Regions from separate parts of the Mus musculus genome. Here region 1 is linked to region 2. The links are chromatin contacts, found by Hi-C or POLR2A ChIA-PET in ENCODE. All regions are on one chromosome and are shown on one strand. Each heading gives the region's core, a stretch centred on a gene start or an enhancer-like site at or near the end of the contact. The rest is flanking DNA. Distances are from core to core; before and after follow the strand shown.

The links. Hi-C counts contacts between places; a loop is a spot of excess contacts on that map. ChIA-PET counts read pairs that join two places held with the same protein, here RNA polymerase II (POLR2A).
Region 1: POLR2A ChIA-PET joins it to region 2 with 15 read pairs in Patski. The contact joins the promoter of Mettl8 here to the promoter of Tlk1 in region 2. A Hi-C loop is called at or near these places in 2 of 37 maps with a recorded cell type or tissue (heart and left cerebral cortex). POLR2A ChIA-PET finds 5 or more read pairs at or near these places in 1 of 5 experiments (Patski).

What each region holds. Positions count from the first base shown.
Region 1 is chr2:71,052,702-71,059,093 of GRCm38, forward strand. It overlaps Mettl8 (methyltransferase like 8), which reads right to left and starts at 2,905. Exons shown (of 10, transcript NM_145524.3): 1 at 2,670-2,905. It overlaps Dcaf17 (DDB1 and CUL4 associated factor 17), which reads left to right and starts at 3,043. Exons shown (of 14, transcript NM_001165980.1): 1 at 3,043-3,418; 2 at 3,794-3,897. The coding sequence starts at 3,293.
Region 2 is chr2:70,820,786-70,826,956 of GRCm38, forward strand. Tlk1 (tousled-like kinase 1) reads right to left here and starts at 4,695. Exons shown (of 20, transcript NM_172664.3): 1 at 4,408-4,695. The coding sequence starts at 4,546.

The sequences.
Region 1 (6,392 bases), core at 1,655-4,154, 230 kb after region 2:
CTTTCACGGGGGTCACCTATGACCATTGGAAAACACAGATTTTACATTATGATTCTTAACAGTAGCAAAATGACAGTTATGAAGTAGCAATGAGAATAATTTTATAGTTGGGGTCACAGCCTTAGGCTGTAGGCAGGCAGGCAGGCAGGCTTGTAGGTCTTTTTCTTAACTACTGATTGATGGGGGAGGTCCCAGCCCACTGTGGTGGGTGTTGCCATCCCTGTGCTGGTGGACCTGGGTTTGGGTCTTAGTGTTTCATTACAGCAATAGAAAAAAAGTAACTAGGACACTTACTGTATGTAAATGATGTTGTCCAGGGAAGGTCAAAGAAAGTCAAGGCACATTGAGCAAGGGAAAGTCTCATCGTGAGTTAAATAAATACTAGGAGCACTGATTAATCTGTAACATTAGAAAAATATATATAGGTCTCAATGCAAGAGAAGTGTACCAAGAAGGCCAGGACAGATGGATTTGCTTTCTGGATTTTTAAGGTCCAGTAAAACAGTACAAATGATCACAACGAGTAAGTGGTCACTTAGCCAGGCAGTGGTGGCGCACGCCTTTAATCCCAGCACTTGGGAGGCAGAGGTAGGCGGATTTCTGAGTTCAAGGCCAGCCTGGGTCTACAGAGTGAGTTCCAGGACAGCCAGGGCTATACAGAGAAACCCTGTCTCGGAAAAACAAAAACAAAAACAAAAGCAAAAACAAACAAACAAACAAAAAGAATAAGTGTGCACTTGAATTTACTGGTTACATAGCTCTGCTTCACTTAGTTCACAAAAAGCCTGGTTATTATAGTTGCACAAAAGCTACATAGGGTTTTATATATGGTTTTATATTTGCATACATTTAACATACCAAAAATACTTTAACAATGAAAGACTCTAGGTTGGATTCTGGTTTGAGACATTCTGTGGTGGGTAACTAGGAGCCACTAAGAATGATGTGACAGCTTTGTGCATTAGTGAAATCACTCTCTAAAAGGCTGCGGCAGGTTGGGAATCGAGAGTCTCCAAGTGTAGGCAGGAAGAACAATCAGAAGGCTAATTAATAATGGGATAGAAAACAGGAAGGCATAAAACTACTGGGATGAAAAGACTGGACAGAAATAGAATCAAAAGTACTTGGTTGTGGGAGAGGCAGAGATGGTCTAATGACTCTCCTTAGGGATCCCAGTGGTAAGATCAATAGCACAGGAAGGGAGCATTCAGAAGGCCGGGTAAGAATGGGGACTGCCCAAGCCGTGAATATTGTGCAGTCCCTCAGCCAGCTCACTGGCTGTCGACTGTGAGGAAAGAAACCACTTACTATGATGATTTAGGGGCCAAGCTTGATGCCTCGTGGAAAAACCTGAAAAACACTGAGAGGCAACTGGCCTTGAAGTACCACCCTGGTAAGAGTGGACGTGAAGGAGAAGCAAGTAAACAGTCTTCTCAAGCGCACAGAGTTTCCAGAGGTTAAGCATTCAGACCTGGGAGAAACTGGGGGGACTTTGGTCCAAACCAAGAAAGACAGCGCCATTACAGTAGAGCAGCAAGTGAGGGGCATGGCCCTCATGTCTGAATGGGTGGTCTGCATCCAGTTGTTGGGACTTAATATGTTAAAGTGAATGCGCGGAAGGTATGATCACAATATGCCCACTACTTGCTACTGTTTTTGTGGTAATAGTGGAGCATAGTGGCATCTTAGAAGTCATGTGAAAAACAAGCACAGAAACCAAAGCTCAGCCATGGTGGGAGAGCACAGAAAGACAAGAGCTGCGACAAGAAAGACAAAAAGGAAATGATGAGTGCAATTCAGCAATGATTTGCATTTCGCTTCAGCCAAAGAAAATCCAGCTATATTTTTCTGGGTTCCAGCATTTCAGTGACAGCTGCATTCATGAATGACCAAATTAACTATTGTGGAGCTTTCTAAAAATATACAAAGCACTCACTCCACCGTATGCTATAAGCAGGTCATGAAATATCAGGGGGGGAAAAAAAAAACCTCCAACAAAACAACCAAACAAACAAACAAAAAAGCCAGACCCCGAAGGAAATGCATCAAGGGTATAAGAGTTTTCCATTTAAAACAACAAAATGAAACGGCTAACGTTTGATCCAGCACATCCATCCTGTACTGTACTTCTGTCGATCAGAAAGCTGGTGTGCTTACTGACTTTTTCTTTAAGCACTTAAGATCACGGAGTGGCATGCCAAGTCTATTAAGTCTATGTGGGAGATGCAGACACCACACTAAAGGGGTTTACAATGAGGTTACGGGTCGCATTTGGTATACAGTTACGGAAATTTTTAGTATGTTAGTAATTTTGAACACGCAGGCTGAGCTAGTTCACAGAGAATGTTATTTTTTACTTAGAGAAGTCAACCTGGATTATCTTAGGCAGTTCAATAAGAATGCAAACATTTCATATTTTATTCCCTATAAGGGGGAAAAATGGAAGGAGGAAGAAAACACAGCAATTACCACAAAACCAGTCAGGGTCCCCGCTGGCCACACAAGGACGAGCCTTTGGGAAGGAGAAATTCAATCCTACTTTGATGGGAAAAACAGCAACTTTCACCACTAATTACCATACAAAAGCATAGTGGTTACACAACTAAATGTTGAAGTCAACCTCATCCACAACGTCCCAAGTGCGGCTGAGGGAAAGCCACGGGGCGTACCTTTGGAGGGTCCCACTGGCCACAACGCCCCTCTGGACGCGTGGCCAGAGCCTTGCAGGGCCAAAGGAGGGGTTGGCAGTCGTCCCACGACCAGGGCAGAAAGGGACTGCTTCCTGGGACACACAGGTGAAGCGACACCACCAGGTGGCTGCACAGCACCCACCAAAGCTATCCAGGTTTACCGCGTGCAGCCCGGAAGGCTACCCGACCCACTGCGCAGCCCTACGGCGCAGCCTATTAGGGCCAGGAGAGGCGGGCTAGGGGCAGGGAGGGGTGGGGCGGGGCCAGGCCAGCCCTCGCTCTGCCTGACGGGAATTGTAGTTCTGAAAAAGAAGCCATAGGGGCGGAAAAGGCCAAGGGGACTACATTTCCGGGAGAGGGAGTGGATACGGAGGGCCGCGAGGTGCAGCGTTAATCCCGAGAGCAGAAAGAAGGGCCAGGAAGGCGCCGTTGATTCTGTTCCTTTGCGTCAAATCCGTGTGTCGCTACCTCTTGATCTCTGCCCCGAGTCCCCAGCGCGGGGTCCCGCGTCAGCCTTCCTTTGAGGTTCGCAGGTGGCGGCTGCCACCCCTCGCGGAAGTGAGGGGCGCGCCCCTCCTGGGCCCTGCGGACCCCTAGTCTCCATGGGCCGGACCCGGAAGGCCAATGTGTGCCGCAGGCTGAGTCGCCGGGCTCTGGGCTTCTATGCACGCGACGCAGGCGTGGTGCAGAGGACGAACCTGGGCATCCTGCGGGCGCTGGTGTGCCAGGTGACGCCCGCCGAAGTCGGGGTGCCCGGGGTCCAACCTCCTGCCGGGCTGCAGTTTTTTACGCGCTCTGATACCCCTTTGAGGGTCTTACGTGGGGAGGGGCATCCGTGTCCCGCAATTAGGGTATTAGAAAATAGGTACTCAGGTCCGCCGCCTGGCGTAGTTTTTAAAAAGCTTCTTTTGCCTTCCTGCAAACAATCGATTCAAAACTTGGGCATCCAACTAAACCGACATCTATGGGCAGAGGGAGAAAAAAAAAAAAAAAAAAGGAGAAACAATGTACTTTAAAACTGTAGATTTCAACTACCCACCGAAAATGGTTCCATAGCAGGGGACTGAGTTCTTTCCTAAACTGAAATTCTTTGTGTCTTTCAGGAGAGTACTAAATTTAAGAATGTTTGGACAACTCATTCCAAGTCACCTATAGCCTATGAGAGAGGAAGAATATATTTTGACAATTACCGGTGCTGTGTCAGCAGGTAAATTCTTGGTGATGATTTTTTTTTTTTTTTGCTATAATCCACCTGACCCTAGTTTTTATAGAACCACGTGGCTTCTTTAGTACTTAGTGAAATTGGAAGATGAAAAAAAAAAAAAAAATGAGTCCATAATAAAACTAGGTGGAAAATGCATGTGATCTTAAAAACTCGTTAAGTCTAAAGTTTCGGACTTCATCTTTGTAAATACTTTTATTTCACACAAAATTATAGCACAGGCAAAATAATACGTTTCTCAGCACAGTTTGCTGTTTTATACCCATTTAAAGATCAGAGTCCAGAAAATGGGTTGTGAAATAATTAGATGCTGCTTAGGAGACAGGCATTTTGTTTTAGAAGTACTTTTTTTTTTTTCCCAAGAGAAAAAAAATGTTCAAACAAAAGTATAGTATTTGTAGATAAATAGTATTTAACAGCCAGCCTCCATCCATTCAAGGTCAGACTGAAGAGAACGACACAGTGAATTGATGCTTCCATGCCCGTCACCTGGATTAAGGGATTATGGAATTGCCGCTCTTTATCTTTCACTTTGCATCTGTAAGAATTATGGGCATTTTTCTGTGTGCCAAGCTTCAGTGGTGTTGTTCCTCCGGAGCAAATCACCTTGTTGAGATAGGTTCTCCTTTCACTGGACTGGGAAGCTAGAATACCTGTAGACAGCCTGGTCAGCAAGTGCTATGAATTTGCCTGTCTCCACCTCCACAACTCTAGGAAAACCATGAGTATTGGGGATCTAAATTCCGGTCCTCATGCTTGCAGGGCACCAGCTGGAACTATCTCAGAAGTGATTAATAACGCCTAAGTTCTTTTCTTGTGGGATCAGAAACTGGAAGTCAGAGAGACTAGTGATTTTTGAGGTTTGCCTTGACTCCAGGAGGTATCTTTTTTTTTTTTTTTTTTTTTTGGTTCTTTGGCAAATCGCCCAACCTACAATTTATTAGCCTTTAGTGCTGGTGAATCTACCCATGTCCCTCGATTCGCCCTTGGATGTAACTTCCAGTGATTGACAGAGTACACACATACTTGAAATTCTCTGCATCTGTTGCAGGTAAAGTCAGTTTTATTAGAAAGAACTTGGGGCTGTTTCATGGCCTGCTTCTTTTCCCAGGCAGTCTTCAAGTCGACTCCACGGAGCTGGTCATGGGAGTCAATGCAGTGACTCCCCTAACAGAAAAAGCTGAGCAGTTTAGGAAGCTGAGGGAATGCTCAGGCCAGGAAAGAAAGATAAGGCCAATCGGGACCTTACAAAGAAAAGTGTAGTTAGGGCCCTGTTACTCTACACTGTAGTTATACCCAAGGTAGAGTCTCCATGGGAGCCCCAACTTTCAACTATACTAAGGTAGGACTCAGCCCCAACAACTCATGGCTTGGGCTGGATGAAAACAGGGTCACCCTTCCCATTCTCCAGAGATTGCCTTCCAAGTCAGAGCAGCAGGGGACAGATCCTGGCACTCAGTCAGTCATAACAGTTTAGAGCTGTGATAGCATCTTGTTGAGCTAGAAGAAGGATGCAGGGGAACATGCCTGGATCAAACACTGTGGGCTTCCACTGTCTTTACTGAATTCCAGGAGATTTTCTGGAATAAATGCTTCTCCCTATGCTTTTACGAAAACAGCCAAAGGCTTTAAGTGGTTTCCTTTCATTTCTTCAATTTTCCAGAAGGCAGTGTCTATAAGCCTCTGATTCTAGCAGTGGCAGTCTGGACATTCTCTTACACCATTCTCATGATGCCCATCCTCTGCCTTGCAGTGTTAACAGTGACTCTTAGGCACCGTTTCATACCCAGGGTGTTGCCTTCCCAAGTCAGAGACAGTTATTTTGATTTTAAAAAGTTCAGTCAGAGTAAATGCCATTGATTGCTGTCGCAGTGATAAATGATGCAGGTGTTCTTCACCGTTCTGTTGCAGAGGGTGGCACCCACAGTTAGAGTCACATGAGATTGCTTTCACTCCTGTGACATTCAGTTTGATTTAAACCTTTGAGTTACTGAGAGAATACCAGAGGTGAATAAAATGTCATCCTGGAAATTGTTTCTCTTCTCAGTAGTTGAACTTTAAAGTTCGTCAGTTAGAAAGAAAAAAAGACATCTATGACTGCATCTCAGTAGTTGTCAGAGTAGAGACTAGCTGGAGGTGGGGTAGGGGCCTGTAGCGTCAGCCCAGGGAAGCTGAGGCAAGGGGGATTGCTTGAGGACAGCTTGGGCAAGATTGTTTCCAAAGTAAGCATCCAGGATACAGTTTTCACTGTTTAGGTAAAGAGGGTGTATGTAGTTTGGGGGATGGTGGCCTGAGAGAGGGGGCACTGGCAAAGCCCCTGAAATGTTTCCCAGGCTACCTTGAAGTTGCTGGAAGATATATGTTCAAAGATAGTAGAAATAGACATATATTTAATATTTATGAAAGGAATAAAGTAGGCATAAAGAGTGTTTCTTTTTGTATCCACAAGTGCGCAGTCAAAATAATATGTCTTAGAGTTA
Region 2 (6,171 bases), core at 3,445-5,944:
CTGCCACTTGTAGTTTTTGATGTTGTATCAGGGAACAGTCACTCTGAAAAGGCTAAGTACTTCATGCATCTCAATCAAAACATATCACAACTGTTACAAAGCAGAAGCAAAATCCAGCTGTTCTTCCAATAAGCCAAAAAAAAATCATGTAAAAATATAAAATAGCACTAATTATACTATTTTTTTCATTTTAGAATGTAATTTTTTTTTACAAAATTTCACTTATGTAACTGGCTTATTATATTTAAAATTAATTAAAACTTTTTAAATTCTCAGTTTTAATACAGCCAGCATTAATAAATAACTCACATAAAAATGATCTTTTTGGAATCCTTAGTAATGTTAAGTAGAATAAAGGGGTGTTAAGACCAACAAGCTAATAAGAGCACACCATCTCTCAGATTCCCAGACCTCTAGGCTAGGCTTTCTGTTCTCTTGCTATATTAATACACACTCATTCTTAAGCTAGAACCCAAAAGATACACAACCCTGTCCTCCTCTAGCGAGTGATTTCAAGGGATTGCAAGCCCACATCATATTCTTAACATCTCCCTGTTCTTCTAGGGACCACAGTCTTCAAACACCGAAACTTGTCTGAAACCAGCAACTTAGCTGTGATACTGTCCATCACTAATACTTTCATTAGTCACAAAAAAGTTACTCATAACTAGCAAGACTGCGAAGAAAAGGGTACTTTTGAATAATCAACCATTTGATTTTAGCAATAATGAATTTAAAAAATAACCATATGTTAACATGCAAAAGACAAAAAATAAAACTAAAATCTGTTTATTTAGCTGGCTAAATCTGGTTACTAGATTTCAACAGATCTTTCCTTGAAATGTGTCCGCCCTCTTTTTTTTCTTTTGTTGTTGTCCTTTGAGGTCTCTCTATGTAGCCCTGGCTATCCTGGAACTCACTCCATAGACTAACAAAGAGTTCTGCTTCTACCATCAGAGTGCTGGGAAGATGTATGCCACCATGTCCAATTGAAACCTTAAATTTCCTAACTCTCCACCCCTTAATAACAGTATTATAGGCGACAAAATGGGTTGGAGCTTACAGGTTCAAAAGATCCAACAGAAACCCTGCTGTGCACTTGTGAGAAATCTTCCAAATTAATAAAATAAACAAAACAAAAACCAAAAAAATTCTGGACTCAGAGCAAAGAAAATAGCCCATCCATGTGTATCTTAAAAATCCTGAAGATTCCAAACCCAGACACTATTGTGGATGCCAACAAGTGCTTGCTGACAGGAGCCTGATGTAGCTGTCTCCTGAGAGGCTCTGCCAGTACCTGGCAAATACAGAAATGGAGGCTCACAGCCATCCATTGAACTGAGCACAGGTTCCACAGTGGAGGAGCTAAAGAAAGGACACAAGAAGCTGAAGGAGTTTGCAGCCCTATAGGAGGAACAACTATATGAACCAACCAGTACCCCCCAGAGCTCCCAGGGACTAAACCAACCAAAGGGTACACATGGAGGAACTCATGTCTCCAGCCGAATATGTAGCAGAGGATGGCCTTGAGGGACATCAATGAGAGGAGAGGCCGTTGGTCTTGTGAAGACTCCATGCCCAAATGTAGGGGAATGCCAGGGCAGGGAAGCAGGAGTGGGTGGGTTAGTGAACAGGGGGAGAGGGGATGGGATAGGGGGTTTTTCTGAGGGGGGATGAGGAAAGGGGATAAAATTTGCAATGTAAATAAAGAAAACATCTAATAAAAAAAATTCCTGAAGATTAGCACACACCTTTAATCTTCCAGATAACTTACAGACAAGTATGGCACATCTTTAACCTCTTTCAAAGTTTAATTTGCTTAAAAGAAGTTCACCCAGGGCTCAAGATATGGCTCCCTGTATCCTTGCTGCTCTTGTAGGGCATTCACATGGCAACTTACAACCTTCTGTTCCATACCAGTTCCAGGGGATCCAAAGACCCTCTTCTGAGCTCCTCAGCACTAGGCATGCATATGGTATGTACATAAGTGCAGACAAAAGAGTTCACAAACATACATGTACCTAAACATCATCTGAACTTAACTTCTTTTCTGTGATTGCAAGTTAATTTGGCTCAGGTTTTCAAGAAACAAAGTTTAGACTCGTCCTGATACAGTCACTCAATGTTTCCAATCAAATCCCACCAGCATTTCCTATGTTTCTTACTAGCCCTCCCTTGAAATCAAAAGGTTCTTAAATTTAATCAGTTTATGCAGCGTATTAACATATATACCTTCAAAAGGTACTAAACACCTGTAACAAAAAAGGGGACTCTACTCAATGATAAACTTCTCCATCTTGATCCTTGGGGGGCTTCCAACAGATAATTTTATCATTCCTCTGGCAATGGTAAAATTTAAAGACATGGTGCCAAGCCTCAAAATGAATAGGGGTGGAGGACGGTTAACAGTTTTAATTTACATGGTTAATAAAAAATAAATGACCTAATAATTATGAGGGCTGGGGTGTAGCCCTGTAATACAGCAGTGGTCCACTATAAGACTCAAGGGGAAAGGAGAAAAGGATGGAAACTTTGTTGTCAAGTGTAACTCACAAGACTATATCCCAGAATTTCAAGTATTAACTAAGACTCACTATTTTAGGTTAACAACAAAAAACAAAACCCATTTAAAAAAAAAAAAAAAAAAAAAAGCTGCTGAGGGAGGGGAGCAGGATTTCTGGTTATTTGGAAGTTTGAATTAAGTTATTCCAACCATTCAGAACATTTCATCATCAGGAAGGGTGCAGAACGGCACACCTAAGACGGTCAGCTAGGGCTGACCTTCCTTAGAAACTCCATCTGAATTTGGTGCCTGCCAAATTCCCAGGACTGATAACAGAAGTCAACTGTTAAACCAACACCATGTATTCAGCAGATTATCACATACGGGTCCTGGCTCATAGTAATGGCTCAATAAACACTTGAGAAATCAATGAGGAATTATTTTTCAAAGGTATAGTACTCTAGAAACCACGATAATCTTTCAAAACTCATACTACCATTAGACATCGTAATGAAACTACAAAGTGGAAACAAGCAAGCTACAAGCACCAACTGCCCTATTTACAACACACACTTTAAATTTTAAACTTACAAATTTTCAAGCTTATACATGTACATAAACTTTCAAGAACAGAAGGAAAAACTCAGATTATTAATTTAAGTCATTCAATAAATAAGCTCTTATTTCTTTTAATGAAAAATCAGTGTCAGGGTGAGATGAAAGGGGAAAATGTCTGTCAACGTATTCGGCATGTTTAATGGATGCCATAAATCAAATCTTCCCATGAATTTTCTAGAGCATATTCACGTCAATCTTTGAGCCTATTGTCACTTTCACACATGCTCACGGGAACAAAATGACAAAGAATGCTATGCCTCAACCACTGGATCCGGGCAAGAAACATTTGATTAGCAATTACCAAAGCTATGGATAATAAATATAGACATATTTTCAAAATACAATAATCCGAACGACTCATAAACCGAAGCTCTGAATTTCTTTACAAGGCTTACTAGACTGCTGGACTTTCAAACGTTTTCTTCTTTTTTTTAAAGGTGCTGATAATCTCCTTGTGCGAGACAACCGGGAGCGAACAGCCCATTTACCGATTGCTAACGAATACGACTTCGCATTTTCCAGACAAAAGGGCGTTAAAAGAGATCCGATGCAAATTTATTCTTCCCTGGTAAAGGAGTGTTCTCCCGAATTCCATTTTATGGAGTATACTTAAAGTTAAAGGCAGCAAGTTCATTTTTTAGTCAAAAGCACTAGGTGCCTTACTAGCTGTGTGACTGCTACATCTGGTGGCAGAACACTTGCATGCAAGGAGCCAGAAAACTTAGAAAACAATTGTAACCGATCTCAGTGCGTGTTTTGCAGAAACCTTCAAGCAGGAATTTCCACCAAAAAAAAAAAAAAAAAAGCCCACCACCCTTGGGCAGAAAGGAACACGAGCGTACTTGCAACCCACGAGCATAACGTTCAAACATGCAGGAGCCGATGGCGAAGGAAGGAAAGTTGCAACCATCTGGGGGGGGGGGGGGGGTGGCACGAGCAGCCTTGCCCACGAGTCGGTCTGCCGTTGGGATCGCTCTAGGGGCCGCGATGGGGATCCGACTCGGATCCGAGGCAGCCCAGAGCATGCGGGAGGCGGGCGAGGGGCATCTTAACCGGTCCCGGCGGCCCGGCTTGCGGCGCGGGGACCGCCTCTATGGGAGGAGTGCGGGCTAGGGGAGGGGGCTCGCGCGCCGAGGCTGCACCGCGAGGGCAAACCCACCCGAGCCCCGAGGCCAGGAGGCTCAGGGAGCCAGGGCAGGCCTCCCGCCCGCGAACCGCCACCCCCCACCCCAGCCCGGGGTCCGCGCGGGCCGAGGGAGCCCGCGGGAGGGCGCGGCGGCGCTTACCTTCCCTGGGCCTCCCGGATGGCGGCGTGTGATTCAGCAGGGACCTGGCCGCCGCCGCCGAGCCCGGGGTTGGAGACGTGGAGAGCCGGGACCAAGATGGCGGCCCCTCCAAACTTCCACTGCTACTTTGGACACTCATCAAGCTACTTTCTGGGAGCCCGACTCCCCCCCTGCGACGGCGGCGGCACCGGCACCCGCCTCCGTCATGGCGGGGGCCGCGCTGAGGGCGAGCGCGGGCGCGAGGGCTGGGAGGGGAGCGCCGCGCCGCCGAGGGAGCGCGCCGGGCGGAGGGCGGGCGGGGAGGGTAGCGCCGAGGGGAGGCGAGTGGCCGGGGCCGCGGGGCCGGGGCCGGAGCGCGGGCGGAGCGCGGGCCGCGCCGACCGAGGCCACTTCCGCGGGCGGAACCTGCCGGCACCTCTGCAGTGCGTCGGGCCCCGGCGTCGCCCGGGCGGTGGCGGGCGGTGGGTGGCGGCTGAGGCGGCGGGGTAACCTCTGCATCAGTTACGGGCGGCGGCGGCGGCGGCGTCACGCGCCGCCAATGCAAACACTATCGCGAGGCTCCTGCGCCTCCGGTAGCAGCGGCGGCGGCGGCGGCCGCGGGGCCGGCAGGGGGGAGGGGGGAGGGCCCTGCCCGGGCGGGGCGAGGGCGGGGAGGGCGCGAGCGCGCTGGGAGGCGCGGGGCCCGCGGCGCGGCGCGGAGCGGCGAGTCGCGTGCGCGGAGCCGGCCGGAGGGAGGCGCGCCCCCGCTGCCACCTGCCTCCCCCTCGCCGCGGCGCGCCTGCTCCGAAGCGCGCCCCACACCCAGCCTGCCCGAGACGCCTCTGCTCTCGCCTGGCTCCGGAGTCTCAAAATGGAACTGAAAAGTTGAGAGTTGCTTCTTGCCCTTCAGGAGAAAAAGAAGAAAGAGAAGAAGGAGAAGAAGGAGAAAGAAAGAAAGAAAGAAAGAAAGAAAGAAAGAAAGAAAGAAAGAAAGAAAGAAAGAAAGAAAGAAAGAAAGAAAGAAAGAAAAAGAAAGAAAGAGCAGTGTGCACTTATCCATCTGCAAAACAGGAGTAGTCACGGAATTAAAAAAAAAAGAACCTAAGAAAATAAAACTTTCCTTAAAACAATCTACCAAAAGAATTGAGAAACCCTACCGGTGGGGTAGCCTGAGTGTGTGGTATAGCTGTTTGTTCTTTGTTTTCACAGAAGTGGAAAATCTAAATAGAAAATGTTGACTACTGAATTCACAGTAAAAAACACAAAAAACAAAAAAACTATAGTGTTCATCTTGAAGAAGGTATAGTTTCTAGAAATTTCCAGTTTCTGGTGCCGCTGTTGAGTATTGACGACGAATTCCCAAAACAAATTACAGCATTTGCTAAAATTTATAGATAGAGCATAGCTTTCTGCACACCCACGTACACACACCAGCGATTGGCCATCTTGTTCATAAAAGAGCAAGTCTGGTAGTCCAGGAAAAATACGACAAGGTTACTGCTCTCTTTAAACCAAATTGAATAGAACACTAAAATGATTATGCTATAGAGCAACTGTGCAGGCATAAGGAAATGACATGATTACCAGGGGGACCAAAATGTCATTTCTATTTTTTATTTTTATGACTTTGCATTTCTCATCGTAATGTTTTCTTCAGATAAACTGTACTCCCAGAATAGAGCCTTGGTTGTCAGCTATGCCAGAAGTCACTGGGGTGTTCCTGTGCTTCAGATTCTTGTTTTCAGTCACATTCTGCTTTTGAAACCTAAGAACTCACAAATTGAA